Regions from separate parts of the Mus musculus genome. Here region 1 is linked to region 2. Evidence: chromatin loops called from intact Hi-C (ENCODE). Cell type or tissue: heart. All regions are shown on one strand.

Region 1 (8,000 bases), 170 kb after region 2:
TAAATCTCTCAGGTTCCTCAGCCTTCCATTTACTCTAAGAGTCTTTGAGGAATAAAGCTGGATGCTTCTCTCCTTTATCTTCAAAGAAAACAACTCTACATAATCTTTATGGTAACCTAAACCAAGACAGTAGGCAATCTCTTTCTCATGGTAATGTTCTCATAGGGTCTTTTCTCTTCTTACTCACTATCTCTGATTTCTAGACACCTTGAGAAATAAAAATAAGCAAGAAAGGCGGCGAAGGCTGGATGCACTCACGCGTACCTGACAGCGAAGTGCAGAAGAGTTGGGCCGGGCTTCTTAGGTAAATCATGTTCCAGAACTCTGTGGTCCAGCTGCAACCAGTTCTCTTGACCCCTGCGAGAACAAAGCAAAGGACGAGGATGACACAGAAAGTTCAGCAACACACGGTGCTGGCACAGCTGCCTGGAAACACTCACACTCTCACACCAGGCACGGAAGACAACGGGCCGTGAGGCCACTTCAGCAATGTCTGTCACGCCTACTGTACCCGTCTACTTGTGAGCTAGAATTTCCAACCGGAGAAGCTTGTCAAGAGGAACTTGCACATTACAAAAAAAAAAATGACCCATATATAAAAATCACTCACTTTGATAGTCAAAACTCTTGAAATAATCCAAATACTTAGAGGGTATTGTTAAAATAATTACCTAAATCTGCACAGAGAAAGGCAATGCGGTCCTAAAAAAAGCTTGCAAAGTTGCTTGGAACAATTTTCGAGATACAAATCTTAAATTAAAGAGAAAAAAAAAAAAGAGCAAGATTCCCTGGGCCTAGTGATGCACACCTTTAATCCCAGCATGGGGAGCGGGTAGGCAGAAGCAAGTGGATCTCTGGGAGTTTGAGGCTAGCATTATCTATACGAGTCTGGGCCAGCTACTACTCAGTGAGACCTCATCTCAAATAAAATTAATTAACAAATAAACACTTAAAATTTTAATAAAAAAACAACAGTAAGTACAATATATTACCTATACCGCCTTTTGTTTATGGAAACAAAGGCTTGCTATACCAGGTTTACTCTACCATGTCCAGCTTGCCCAGTTTTTAACCAATGGAAATCCATATATATTGCATGCACATATTTATAAAAGCTGAGAGAATAGATAAGAGATGGAAAATGCTTCGGGAGGTTAAGACACTGAGCAACACTAAATTAATCTTTACACACACATATAAAAGGTTAAATGTGACACGTTTTAGTCAAGAAGGAGGAAGATTCTAGTTTAATAAAACGAAGGGGACTCAAATACAGCAGTAGAGTTTCCAGTGTATGCATAGCCAGCGCTCTTCTGCAGCTCTTTCTGTGGACACATGACTTAGAGATGTTTAAATATTTACTCCCAAGCCTCATCAGTTCACAGGTATAAACAGTTCTCTCAAGACCTTGACCTTTCGGGCTTGACGCTTCGTGGATTGTTTACATGACTTCCAACGCTGTTCAACTGGCCTATCCATCTTAGAGCCTCCTTGAATGTGCTTATACTAATTCCAGTTTCAGAACACATTTCTGGTGGTGGGAAGGGGATGTCAAATTCCAGCAAAATCCGTTATAAGCTGGAAAACATTTTCCAGCCTATTTTGGTCCTTGAATAAATAATTAAAGGACAAACCCAGGAAATTCCAAGCTGTCATTCAGTGTAAGTAGATAGAAAAGGGGGCTGGAGAGAGGGCTCGGCAGAAGCAAACACTGGCTGCTCTTGCACAGGACCTGCGGTTCGGTTCTTAGCACCTACACGGTGGCGCATAACCAATCATCTGGGGGTTCCAATGCCTCCTTCTGTTCTCCATGGGCACTCCATACACATGGCGCATATACACACATGCAGGCAAATATGTTTACACATAATAGTTTTAAAAAGTTAGCAACAAGGCAAATGGGAAAGCTGGGCTCAAATAGTAACAGTATAAATAAGAACAGCTGGGGCTGGAGAGATGGCTCAGTGGTTAAGAGCACTGACTGCTCTTCCAGAGATCCTGAGTTCAATTCCCAGCAACCACATGGCGGCTCACAAGTATCTGTAATGGGATCTGATGCCCTCTTCTGGTGGGTCTGAAGAGAGATACAGTGTACTCACATACACAAATAAATCATTTTAAAAAGATGATAAGAGCTACTCTTTATTAAGCAAGCACTTTTGTCAACTCTTAGGTCTTAGGCAGCCCATGTGTCTAGAAATGAGCTCAGGCTAGACTATAAAAAGGATTTCTTCTGGTGGTCAGGTCAGATCAGATAAAAGCCAGTATGACCTGGACATTTGTAAAACAAGTCCTTTCCCACCCTTACAAAGGAGTCGTTATCCTGGCTTCTGGCAGAAAGAAATGGCTCTCCATTGATGTACTCTTAGTCGCCCATCAAAGCCCAGGCTGTCCTCCAAGTCCCTCAGTCCACACTCACAAGTCCCTGCTATACATTTAAAGGTCTAGGCTAGCCTCCTTGCCCTTCTGTCTTCACAGCTACTTGTCTTCATAGCCCACTTGATTGTCTGCTGCCCCTGATCTATGTCACTCACTAGCTTCTCTCATAGACAACCCTGGCCATGTCCAGTCTACTTCTTTTTCTCTCTGCTTTGGACTTCTCCTGATACCTCTGGACATTTCCTCGTTCTTATTCACAGTAATACCCTTACTCCTTACCATACTGTGGAACAGCCATTCCAGTGGTTTCTTTACTGCCTCCCATCATATACATCAACCAAGTTGGAAGTCTTTATTTATTAATGTTACCTTTTATAGTAAATATGCAAGAAAAACGTCAGGGCTGGGAATTTGAACCCAGAGCTCTCAATGTGGGGTAAGTGATACCAGAGGACTTCCTACCTTATAGAGTATGGCGCTCAGTTTCTGTGTATTTGTTTCTATAGTTACAAGATATGGCTGCTGGGAACTGGGAACTGTCCCAAGATTTTCTTGGTGGAACTTTGGGAAAGTTTTCTTTGAATCAGTGGAAAAAAAGAAAAAAAAAAACTCAAACAAAAAGCTAAAGTTAAAGGATTATTACATTATATTTTGTCATGTTTAATGTGAGACTTACGGACACTTCAGCTTCAAAGCTGTTAAAAGATATATGTTTAAATACACGGCACATCAATTTTAACCCTTCAAGGTTCCATATAGCAGATAAGACTAACTTTGAATTCTTCCCCCTTCTCCTTTTCCTCTTCCTCCCCCCTTCTCTCCCTATTTCCTTTCCCCTTCCTCATTCTATCCTTTTCTTTGGGAGAGATATTGAAAGAGGATCTCATCGTGCAGCCAGGATGGCCTTGCACATCAATCCTGCCTCTAGAGGGTGTGAGACACCATCATGGGTGGGTATGTCCTTTATTCTTTCTTTACACAGATGTGGCATGATTTAAGATGTGTAACATGTTTCTATGAGCCTGCATAGAACCCTGTGTAGGAATGAACGAGGCGAGTTCATTCCACACACACAGCACATTGAAATTGGATTGGACACGGAAGTAGAGGCAAGCCGTAATTAAACATGGAGGAAAAGTTTAATGTAGAATTCCAGCCAGAGACTGCCCCATCTGGGCACCAAACCCAGACACTATTATGGATGCCAACAAGTGCTTGCTGACAGAAGGCTGATATAGCTGTCTCCTGAGAGGCTTTGCCAGTGCCTGACAAATAAAGAGGTGGATGCTCTCAGCCAACCATTGGACTGAGCACAAGGTCCCCAATGGAGGAGCTAGAGAAAGGACCAAAGGAGCTGAAGGAGCTTGCAGCCCCATAGGAGGAACAACAATATGAACCAACCAGTACCCCCAGAGCTCCCAACTAAACCAACAACCAAAGAGTACTCATGGAGGGACCCATGGCTACAGCTGCATATGTAGCAGAGGATGGCCTTGTTGGATATCAATGGAAGGAGAGGCCCTTGGTCCTGAGAAGGCTCGATGCCCCTACAGGGAATCAGGAGTGGGTGGGTTAGTGACGGGGACGGGGGGTGGGGGGGATGGGAAAGGGGATTTCCGGAGGGAAAACCAGGAAAGGGAATAACATTTGAAATATAAGTAAAGGAAATATCTTTTTTAAAAGCTATAAAAAATTCCGGACAGATATAGAACAAGGTGTGGGTTCTGGTTACCTCTTTGGACAGTCACAGTGGGGAGATCTGTCCTTAACCACAATAAATACTCCAAGAAGATATTTATGTCTATGTAATAGACATATACCTTTAAAGTGTGAAAGTGTGTATTAGAGATTGAACTTTTTTCTTCTGTTGGGAGTTGAATGTTTGTGTATGCTGGGCAAGAGCTCTAACATGAGCTCTACAGCTGGCTTAGATTCTGCTGTTTATCACTGAGACTGGCCTCCCTCTGCTATGAAGTTTCTGGCCTTGGATTCGACATGCAGTTCAAGTCAGCCTCAATCTCATGACCCTCCTGCCTCAGCTTCTGAAGGGCTGAGGTTGTAGGCATGTACCACCAATACATATATTAGATTTTTTTCTTCATTTTGTTTTTTAAAGTCTATTTACAGTCCTTTCATTTGAATGAAGGCTCTGAGGAATAAAAGAAAATGACCTATCTATGCCTAAATACAAAGATGCGTTGAGGCTCATTTAATGTTTTTATCTTGCTGTTTTTAAGTGTTTTAATCAATAAGTATGAACTCTAGTTAACAACAACAACAACAACAAAACAAACTAATTAAACCAACCAACCAACCAAATGATCAAAAGACAAACACTTGTAACCACAAGCCATGTTTTCTCTTTGGTTTGGATTCTATACGGTGGAAGCTCCATTGTCTACCAGAAGGGACAGCGATCCAAAGCCATTGTGTTGCAAAGCTTATATGTTGTTTCTTCATTAACAAAAGTCCCTCAGCAAAGGTTTTCCAAAATGGATGAAGGGAGGTGACAGGAAGGGCCCCTTGTGGGGAAGGAGGGCTGAGGCTGCCCTCTAGAGGCGGAAGGCCGCCCTGCACACAGAGCTGGGACGCCTATAGCAAGCCTTAGGAATTCTGCCCCTCTCTGTCAGGCAACTGCTTGACTTGGTTGGCTTGGCTGCCTTCCTTATGTAACTGTGGTCCTTCTCCAGCTTCTCTTCTGGTTCTCTGAGCTGGGACAAAGACAGTCATTGACACTGTCCCTTGCAGCCCTGCCTTCCTCTGTTCAGTTTACCACCGTCTCAAGGCTGATGTGGCACCGAGGAGGGCATGAGGACCCTGAAAGGGAGGGATCCGACGTGTTGGCTTCACGGGGCTTCACGGGGGTGGACAGAAAGCTTACGGGGTAGGGACCTTCCAAAAATATTCATCAGACAAAGAACTAGGCTTGTGACCAAGACTTTCCGAGGAGACACCCTTAGACATAAATACGTTTCCAGGCCTGTTCCCCGGAAAGGTGGAAATGGCTAAGACCTTCCATCTTACAGAAAAGACCTCCTCACACTGCTGAAAATAAACACAACCAGAGCCAGGAGACACCTTCGACAGCTGGTTGTAATCCTGACATTTCGTGTTGCCTGCTACCTGTAGGAGAGTCAGGGCAAACTGTTAAGGTTTGACTCCTGGGGTCCAAGAAGAGTATGTCGGAAAGGAGCCCACAAGTCCCAGGGTAGACAAGGAAGCTGGTGGCCAAGTCCTCAAAGAAAATCATTCATACTGTGTTTTGGTATGTGTGTGACATATGTGTTTGTGGCATATCTGCACACATGCATGCAGAGATCAGAAGAGAGCAGTGGGCATCTTGCTTTGTTTATAACTCTCGGTCTTACTTACTCCCTTGTGGCAGGGTTTGTTATTGAATCTGGAGTTAGGCTGTCAATCAGCAAATCCCAGCAATTCTTTTTTCCTTCTCCTTCCCAGGGCCGCAGACACACGGATCCAGGCTTTTTTTTTTTTTTTTTTTTAAAACGTGGATTCTAGGGATTAGAACTCAGGTCCTCATGACTGTGTTAGTAAGCTCTATTACCCAAAGAGCCCTCACTCAGCCCCTCTTTTCCTGATAGAGTTCCCTGTATGCGTGAGGCTGGCCTAGAGTTTCCGGTACACCTGTTTTCACTCTCCAGGGGCTAGGATTACAGGGACGTGGCAGCACCCTCAGATCTTTTCCCTTTCTTCGTGAAGCAAGTTTCAATGTCTGGACAAAGCACTGTGTTTAGGGCTTCTGCCTCTCCACATGATCTGGCCCCCTCTTTCCAGTGCTGACGCTGTAGTTCTAAATCCTGTCCTCCCTCCTCGGACCTCCTTCAGTGGCGGCATTGCCATCCCTGTGCCTCGAGGGGTTCACCTGTGATCTTGTCCACTCCCAGGCTGGTGCCTTCCCACTTAGCAAGAGCACAGGGTACGTTTGTTTCAAGTGATGCTTGCCTAGACTGTCACCTCCTCTCCCCTCTGTGGACGCTGTGTGTCTCGCCCAGTTCTAGAGATAATTCTGTGAGATCACACCAGTGCTGGGCAAAGCCTCTCTTACATGTGTGCCTGTGCTCTGGACTCTGCATCCTTACTTAATATGCCTGAAGCACAGAACGTAGCACCGGATCATGGGTCTCCTGTAAGGGGTTGGACTGCAGCTGCTATGTATTCAAACGCTAAATACTGTCCCCCAAGATCTATGTCCCCCATGGAGGAGATTCTCATATACACCAAATGATGCTCCTAAACCTTGCCCCCTGCCCTAAGTTATCCCTGATTGGCTAAATACAATGCCTACATCCTGGGCTGGGCAGAAAAGAGAGGATGAAGTGAGGTTCCCAGGCTTGTGGTCTCAGGAGGGACCACGACCAGGAGAGTGAGGAGAAGAAGGAAGAGGTCACCACGGGGTAGCATGGACTGTGAGATCATGCCCACAAGGGCCAGCCTGATAGAGCAGGAGTGGCCTAAAGGAAACAGGGCAAGTAGTAACTTGGCGTTATTGACAGGGAAACAGACAAAATAGCGTAGAGGGTTGATATCTGCCCAGCTCTAGTGCTCCAAAGCTTATTATAAACCTAGAGGTCTCTGTGATTTTTATTTGGGAACTAAATGATCTAAAGTGGGGTAGGAGCCCCTAGTAGATATTCAAAAGCAACAAGGGGATGTAGCAAGCCCCTAGAATAATAATAGCCACAATAGTCTCTCAAATGGCATTTGCTGTGTGAGGACTATTGTTATGCACAGGATATAGGTATGAAACCGGAGTGGTAGAGATGTCCAATGTGGTTGTCAGATCACACAGCTTCAGGACTCTGTGATATCTTCCCCATCTCGCTCTTAGCCAAATCTTGGACCTCTTTCCTTCCTGCTTTCTGCACATCAGCCACAGTGGCTTTCCCTACATCCCTTAAAACAGAAACTAAGTCAAGCATGGTGGCACATACATATAACCCCAGGACTGAGGGTAGTGTAGGAGGGTCAGGAGTTCAAAGTCTGCCTGGAGTATTTGAGGTCCTGTCCCAAACCAACCATCATCATATTAAAACAAAACACAAAAGTCAAACTGGGCTCCATCTTTGAATAATTTGGCTTTTGTTTTTAGAGCCAGTTCTTGGTGTTCGATGCAAGCTGTCTTCCAGACATCATCCTGGCCCACTCTGTCTAAAATTGGCCCCACCAGCTTTCCTTAATGTGTCATCTCACACGATCCCAGTGCATTCAGAGTTTCTGGTATTTTCTTATCATCTCTTTGCTTGTTAAAGTAGATCACGGCATTGCAATAGCAACTCTTCCAGGCAGAGATCTTAACTACATTGCTCACAGCTGAATCCCAGGGATCTAGCATACCATCTGGTAGCTGTAGACGCCCAGGAGACATTCATTACAGAAATGCATTATTCTAGTCTTCAGACTTTTAGCGCCATCTCAATATGGTCTCCTGAATGACAGTGCTCATGGCAATTTCAGTTCATAGCATATCATCCAGCTACTATGTGTTCATGTCCATGCGTCTTACATGCTTTCATTCACACATGCATTCTGCCCACGTGTGTAAGGCAGTCGAACCACTGACTCATGTGAACTTCTTGAGGCCTTCTGGCTAAGTACTGGTG
Region 2 (8,000 bases):
GGGGCTGGCACAGAGGATATAGCTCATTTGGTAGTGCCCTTGCCTAGCGCGCACAAAGCCCTGACATCAATCCCCACATAAACCAGGTATGGTGGGATACACCACCCTCAATACCTAGTAGATTCGAGGTCAGCCTGAAACACATGGGGGCCTGTCTCAAAACTAAAATATAACATAGACAAGAGAGAGTGGGAAGGGGCACAGGGAAGCGTTCGTCTTTTCTCCCTCCTGTTACTTACAGGTTTAAGGTAGGCGACATTGCTGTGTCGGATGTCATTCAAGAGCTGGTCTCTGGGAGTGATTTCCACCAGCGGGGGCGGCCTATTTCTCGGCACTGGCTTGAGCGTTTTGATTACATCTTTGAGGTTGGTTTTCTCCTGTGCCTCTCTGGCTTCCGGCATTCGAGATTTGCGCTGAATTCTCTTCAGCTTCACCACCCTGAAGGAGTCAGGGTCCGTCTTGCACTGTGGAGGCTGGGGCGGATTTTTGATCATTTCCTTTCTTGAACCAAAGGGGACTTCCTGAGCATCGAGGGGCCGCCCAGATGCAGGCTGGAAGAACTCCTGCATTCTGGGGTCGGGCATGGGTCCTCCCAACCTCTCCCACATCCCAGGGGGCAGCCCCAACCCATTCTCCAACATAGCTATCAGCTTTCTCTGCTCTTTAAGTTGCTGCTGCTGCTGTTCCTCCTGTCGTTTCTGCCTCCGTTTATCCTGGTTCCTGGTAAGCAGATTCGTTACCACCATTCTGGGACCCGGAAGCTCGAAATGGTAGCCCATCTTCAACAGAGTGGTGTTGGCCTTCAGAAGCCTGGATATTTCCATCTCGGCGTGGTGACCTAGCATATGTCTCTGGTTGTGAAACCGAAGTTCAGTTAGCGTTTCATTGAACTGGAGGCACCTCATGATGGCCACGATGCCCTTCCCAGTGATGAAGTTGGACTCAATATTGAGGGTGGTGACGCTCCTGTTTTCCCGCAGCATGTTGGCCAGGGCAAACGCTACGCTCTCATCAGCACCGACGTTGGCTAAACTGAAGGTTTTGATGTGTTTGTTTTTCTTCATGGCATTGACGAAGTCCAGCAACATTTCTTTAGGGATATTTTCAATGTTGTTCAGGTTGAGTTCCTTCATGTCGGGGTCGTTCTGTCTCACTCGTCTCAAGCTCCCGTCCAGGTCTGTCTGGTTCCCTGAGGGCCTCGCACTTACCTTCAGAAAACTGGTATCTAGAGCTAACTTCTTAGGGTCTAATTTGGCTATTTTCTTCTCACCTTTTTCTTTGGTCTCTGATGTGTCTTTTTGCTCGTGCGCTGTTTTAGTAGCCAGTTGCTGGTAGGTGCCCGGATTGTTGTGGATTTGTTCTTTTGCGTCATTTTTTTCTCTGTTGGCTTGTTCACCATCTTCATCCTCTTCCCCTTCATCATCCTCTTCATCTTCTTCCTCCTCCTCTTCATCTTCGTCATCTTCCTCCTCCTCCTCTTCATCTTCATCATCATCTTCTGCTTCTTGTACATTGTTGCTCCCATTTGATTCTCTTTTTTTTGCAAGGATTTCACTATTGAGCTTTTCTTTTAAAAACTGGGGCATGTTTTTAATGCCCTTGTCTCCTACTTCACGCTGGTTTTGAGTGTTTTTCTAAAAGAAAGGTTTACACCAATTAGAATCCATAGCAGCAAGGAAATACAAAATATAACAATGTCTACTGGGGTTTAAAGTATTTTTTAGGGGGCTGGAGAGATGGCTCAGCAGTTAAGAAATGTTTGCTGCCTTTTCAGAGGACCTGATTTTGTTTCCCCACACCCTCTTCTAGCTGCTTACAGCTTCTCTTAACTCCAGCTCCAGGGACCTGACACCCTCTTCCGGCCTCCTTAGGTACTGTACTCAAATAAACTAAGGCTAATCTCACAAAGGAATGCACATGCATGCGTGCATGCACACACAATTAAACATAAAAAAGTCTTTCAAAGGCTGGCGAGATGGCTCAGTGGTTAAGAGCGCCAACTGCTCTTCTGAAGGTCCCGAGTTCAAATCCCAGCAACCACATGGTGGCTCACAACCATCCGTAACGAAATCTGATGCCCTCTTCTGGAGTATCTGAGAACAGCTACAGTGTACTTACATATAATAAATAAATAAATCTAAAAAAAAATAGTCTTTCAAAATATTTTTAGGGCTGGGGAAATGGTTCTGTGGGTAAAGTACTGGCTGTACCAGCCTAAGAATCTGAGGACCCCAGTTCAAACTTTCAGCACCCACATAAAGTAAGATGAAAGACAGGAGATGGAGACAGAAGAATCTCTGAAGGCTCCGGGCCAGCTAAGCCTGCCAGCCAGTGGTGATTAAGAGACTAAGAGACCCTGACTCAAACAGGTGAATGCTGTGACTGACACCTAAGGTGGTCTTCCCTCTCCCTCTCCCTCTCCTTCTCCCTCCCTCTCTGACACACATGCACACACACACACACACACACACACATACACACACACACACACATTCATACACAGAAACACACATACATAAAAAAACCACACATACACAAAAGATTTTGTAAAAACTTAAAGCCAGGCATGGTGGCACCTGCCTTTAACTTCACCTTTCCGGAGGCAGAGGCAGGCAAGTCTCTGGGTTCTGGGCCAGCATATGGTCTAAATAATGTGTCTCTACTACCCAGAGCTACATAGAGAGACCCTGTCTCAAAACCAAACCAAACCAAACAAAAACTTTAATGAAAACCATTTTAAGTGAACTAACTCAATCTAATAAACCGTATGTGTAATGTTATTCCATATATGTACACGTACAAATTTATATATGTACAGGAAAACACTTCTATAATTATTATCAAAGCCTTGTTTTTGTTTTTCTGAGTCAGGAAGGTAACCCCTGGAGGAACTGAACGTCTGCCGCGTGCCTGCTACCTGCATTGTGCAGCCTTTGGTTTTACATTTGCCTTGTGTTGCTGCTACAGAGGATCCCACGGTGAGCAAAACCAACCAAGTTAGGAGGAACTTTTGCAGACACACGCTTGGGGTTGTGCCCGTACATACATATATATGTGTATGCACATTTCTATCCTACACCCCGCCTGCCCATATGAGACATTTTACCCTGTTTCTAGACACCCTAATAGCTGCTATACATGATGCAAACAGGGACTGTTTTATTTTAAAAAAGAAAAAAGTGTCTGTATATATCCAGTCCACATGGCAAATAAATAAATAAACAAATAAACCTTTTTTAGTGTTTTCAGTTCACAATTCGTTGAATTCAAGGATGGAGTCCCTGAGGATACACAAGACCAAGTACATTCAAATAAAAGTTAGTTAATTTTGTTTTCAGATGCTATTTTATTTATTTATTTACTTATTTATTTATTTATTTTTCCAAGAGCTGAGGACCGAACCCAGGGCCTTGTGCTTGCTAGGCAAGCAGCGCTCTACCACTGAGCTAAATCCCCAACCCACAGATTCGATATTTTAAAAGATGATTGTTAAAACATATTTGGAACTGATACAGATTTTTAGATCCCTGTAGCAAAGCCTTTGTTCCATGTGTATTTGAAAGGGAGTGTTTCTACTCCACAGAGCTCTGTTAGAAAATAGCTTCCTGCCGAGCTCTGGTGGGACACGCCTTTCATTCCAGCCCTGGGAGGCAGAGGCAGGTGGATCTCTGTGAATTTGAGGCCAGACTTGTCTACAGAGTGAGTTCCAAGACAGCCAGGGCTACAGAGAGAAACCCTTATCTCAAAAAGAAAATATTCCTTCTACCCTTCCTAAAGTATCCACTGCTCTCGGAGACACGCATGATGTTGCATTTCCTGAGGCTCTGAGACTGTGACATGGTGCAGGGGAAGGAGACTACTCTGATAACCTGGAGTGTGTTTTTAAAACCTTGGTTTGAATCCTAGCTCTGGGGAAACCACCTTCATTACTCACTAGTCTCTGAAGCAAAGCGCATTGAGGAAAGAGCCAGCCTTGAAATGGAACAGGATTAGGGTGAGATTTACAACTCTGCAGTGTCTGGGAAGGGAAAAGGCAGGCTTCAGATCAGAGTCCACTAGCTTCTCCTGAATCCTTCTCCACTTTGTGTGCGTCTGTGCATCTTGCGGCTGTAATTCCCAAAGCTGGTGGAGAAGTCTGACATGCAGTGTTCTGAGCAAGAACTCAACGCTGGTGATACATGACAGTTGACAACATTGTCCTTAAACTACCTCCTAAAACACCCCATGTCTCATCTGCTCCAGCAGGGGGAGCCAATTATCAAGCTGTTTAATGCACACGAGGAAACAAAAGCATTGGTTTTTGTCTGTAGTCCTCCTAAAACTGGTCTTTGTATGGAATTGTCTTCGAACTCACAGAAGTGCAATTGTAAGAGGTCTGCAAAGGACACGATAAGCTCTGGTCTGATCAAGCCTGAAATTTATTTCCTGGACTTCAGTTTCTGCTTAATGCTCACTACTGTCTTCTATCACACCAATGTGACAACATGCACCTGTGTCTAGCAGGTGGCCCCAAAGAAACCATACATAAGAAATCTGTCTTCTTTCTTCTCAATCATTTTTAAGTGCAACATTAAAATTTGTCCTTTAGAACCATCAAGACGGCTTATCAGGTAAAGGTACCTGCCACCTCGCTTGACCTACACACACACTCACACACTTACACACACACACACACACACACACACACACCTAATAATAAAAAAATGTAATTAAATTTTAACTGTGCTTTATACAAAACTCATGCCAGCTCTAGTTTTTAGATAAGTATCTCAAGAGAGGACTCTCTTGAAGATTCCTTCTTAGACATCAATTTTCAGGTGTCATCACTGATGCCCAATGCACATACAGTGTGCCCACGTTTTCAGTCTTGGGTTTGGCTTAGTGTATGGCCAGATTTCTTCAGAAGTGGGGAATCTTTGACATTATATGTAAAATATCGTATGTGCATAAGTAGTCTGGAGAAATGTGGAGTAGAATTTGGACAAGCTTCTCAAAAGGAGAAGCCAAAAAAAAAAAAAAAAAGACAGAAGAGCTGTTTCTGTGTTAAACCATTACATGTCATTCATGGCTACAGACCACCAACTCCACACAGAGACCCTGGTGCCAATGTTGAAAGAGAAACACTGACAAGAGGTTATCACCTTCTCCCCACTACCTTGCAATTATACTATTTTTTCAGAAAGTTACAGCCTGGGCTAGAACTTAATATTATAATTTAATTTAGGTGTGCCAAAATCCAAAACAGAATCACACATTTCATTCAGTCTTGAGAAATCACAATTGCAAAACACTACCCTGCCAGCCCAGTCCCGGCAGCCATTTGTGTCCCACACAGATCCCTGGTTACCTCAGACTGCACAAAACTGACAGGAACTCGTTCATCTTCCAGCATGCGTCTAGACGCCTTTTGCAAATACATGTAATCAACGAGAGACTTATGGTTGAAGTTTCCTGTGGGTGCCTTGTCTGTTTGATCCTTTTGGATCATCCCCACAGGAAGGTGGGGGTCAGGGGCCATGACTTCCATCTCTGACTGCAGTTCCTTCAGCTCTTCAGGGGATAAGTTGGCTAGGAGTTCGTCTTCATCGAGCTCCTCACTAAGGGTGTCTTCTTGCTCCGAATTCCTGCTGTGCCCCGACATAGTTTACTTTTTTTCTATCTGTTTCTAGATCACCAGAAAAGAAGAAATAATCCAATATGATATATTTTAAAGAAGGAATCAGTATGCAAACACCTCAGTGTCTTCTAATTAACAAATATCTTAGGCCAACCCACCCTTGAGAGATTTTCTCACTCAATGGTGTTGGTTGAGCTGCTGGGAGTGACTATAGCTCAGCTCATGTGGGATCTATATTAAGCAAGGTTTTCTGGGCAGAGTCAAGTTGTGGAACTACTACATGAGTCCCTTTTTGGCAACTTGAGTCATCTGGACAAATCCATCTGACATTTCAGTACAGCTGCTGGGCTAGACAGCGAGTAGCCGGGCTATGGAATCTCTGCAGGAATAAACGCATTCTTTTCTAAAGCCCTCCCACCCCAGGGAGCCCACACCCCATGCTCTAGATCTCCCGGGGAGCCTGCTGCTGCTTATCTAAACAACTCACAAAACATCAGAATGAAAATCCAGCCAGCAAATGCAGTTTCTCCTGGAATAGAAGCGTCGTCCCCTGAAGGTGGCCGGTGAGCTGGGCTTTGCCTGATCTTTCCAGCAGGCTCTGGAAGCCGTGCCTCTGAAGGGAACAGCTCAGGTCTTGCTATGGTATTCACCCCTGTGTAAGTGAACCGGTGCAAGCTGCTCTTATCTGCACCTAGATCCTGTGACCTGACAGATGGGGATAACAAGGCCCTGAATTTCCATGTAAGGGAGAGGGGCCATGTAAGGGGTTTAAAACCATTTATGTCTTTAGTAAGTGTTTATCAAACCTAGCTAAATTAAGATGGCTCTGAAGAGAATGTTTGTAATCATACTGTTGAAATACTGGGAGAAAAGGGACATGAAAAGAGTTTCTTTGTAAACTGTGGGGGAGGGACACTAATTTTTTTCAAATTGCTAACATACATTTATGTTGATCCAACAACCCTACCTTTTGAGGTATATACCTCAGATACACTCCCACCAAGGTGAAAGCACAATTGTATACATTAGCTGGCTACACAAAACTCTAAAACAGTGTGCATGACAGGATAGTCTTGAGACAGTAAGTTAAACAAATGTACATAAATAAAAATAAGAGCCAGGCCAGGTTCTGGATGCCTTTAGTCTCTTTGTACTTGTACTCAGGAGGCAGAGGCAGGCAGATCTCTGTGAGTTCAAGCTCAGCCTGGTTTACATAGCAAGTTCCAGGACAAAAAGGGCTACATAGAGAGACCCTGTCTCCAACACAACCCAAATAGATAAATATAAAAATATCAGTGAGATAGATTATTGAATAATAAATAAGAAACCAAACATTTCACGTGATTTTAGGGAGGGGTATAGGTGTCTAGAGGGCTGGGCTGGAGAAAGGCTTCACCATTATATATTTATATATTTCATATATATTATATTTTTATATTTTTTTCCAGAGACAAGAGTCCTTCTGTGTAGTCCTGGCTGTCCTGGAACTCACTCTGTAGACCAGGCTGGACTTGAACCCAGAGATCTGCCTGCTTCTGCCTCCCAAGTGCTGGAATTAAAGGCGTGTGTCACCATAGGCTAACTATTGTCAAATTCTGAGTTTTGCAACTCTTTACTCAGAAATTTAGATATTTTTGTACAAACAGGAACATAAGATACAGAACAAGAGAGAGTGTGAATTTTTCACCTTATTTCCCTGTTGAGAGCAATTGCAATGAATGCTTTGGCTTGTCTCAGTCATTTCTTTAGAAATAGGAACTCTGGATCAACATGCCATCTTTATAGCCTTTGGCAATTTGACCTTGGAAGTCAACTCTGCCCTTGGCTTCGCCCCTAGCCCTGTGCTCTTTGGTTTATTGTTTGTTTTTGACATAGTTTTGTTAGGTAGCTTTGGAACACACGTCGTGGCATGGCTGGTCTTGATCTTGTAGCTATCCTCATGCCTCTGACAGCCATGTGTCATGACTACAGGCAAGCACCACCCATATCCAGTCTGCTCTCTGTTTTCTCCTTGATCAAATCAGATTACTTTTGAGGTAATTACATATTCTAGAAAAACATAACTTTTAAGATCTCTCTGTAAAGAGCTATAATTTATAAAGTGCATAGTTCATATAACCAATCCTTAATTGTTACATATCTAAACTGTTTTCATTTCTCAGAAGTACAAACAGGCTTCAATGAACATCTTACTAGCTACATGGTTGTATGCACCCAAGTTTATTTGCTTAGGTTAAGTTGGATAAATTCTAAGAAGTCAAATTACAGGGTCAAAGAATATGAAAAATTAAATGTATTTCATGTGAAGACCTAAGTGGTTCTCTTAGTGTTATTCCATGGTTAATTATATACATATACACATATATACATATATATATACATA

What was found. A loop is a pair of places that touch in the nucleus more often than their neighbours do. Peaks named below come from ENCODE experiments on the same cell type or tissue, not always from the same donor. Only the 100,000 strongest peaks of a DNase experiment are listed, where the experiment ranks them.
Region 1: a loop joins it to region 2, with 6 times the contacts of the local background. A loop is called at or near these places in 20 of 42 quality-filtered maps.

The regions. Positions count from the first base shown.
Region 1 is chr6:97,412,224-97,420,223 of GRCm38, forward strand. Frmd4b (FERM domain containing 4B) reads right to left here. Exons shown (of 23, transcript NM_001346637.1): 4 at 265-357. Among named protein-coding and RNA genes, the nearest start is that of Frmd4b, 72 kb to the right of the region's middle. In heart, CTCF peaks have their summits at 2,073 (motif pointing left), 3,297 and 4,931 (motif pointing left); a DNase peak (open chromatin) is centred at 4,958; H3K27ac peaks cover 399 bases.
Region 2 is chr6:97,246,931-97,254,930 of GRCm38, forward strand. Lmod3 (leiomodin 3 (fetal)) reads right to left here and starts at 5,827. Exons shown (of 3, transcript NM_001081157.2): 1 at 5,348-5,827; 2 at 240-1,634. The coding sequence starts at 5,641. It overlaps Gm32191 (a long non-coding RNA gene), which reads left to right and starts at 5,974. Exons shown (of 4, transcript XR_869294.2): 1 at 5,974-6,180. In heart, CTCF peaks have their summits at 2,080 (motif pointing left) and 4,236 (motif pointing right); DNase peaks (open chromatin) are centred at 4,251 and 6,001; H3K4me3 peaks cover 2,258 bases; H3K27ac peaks cover 2,984 bases.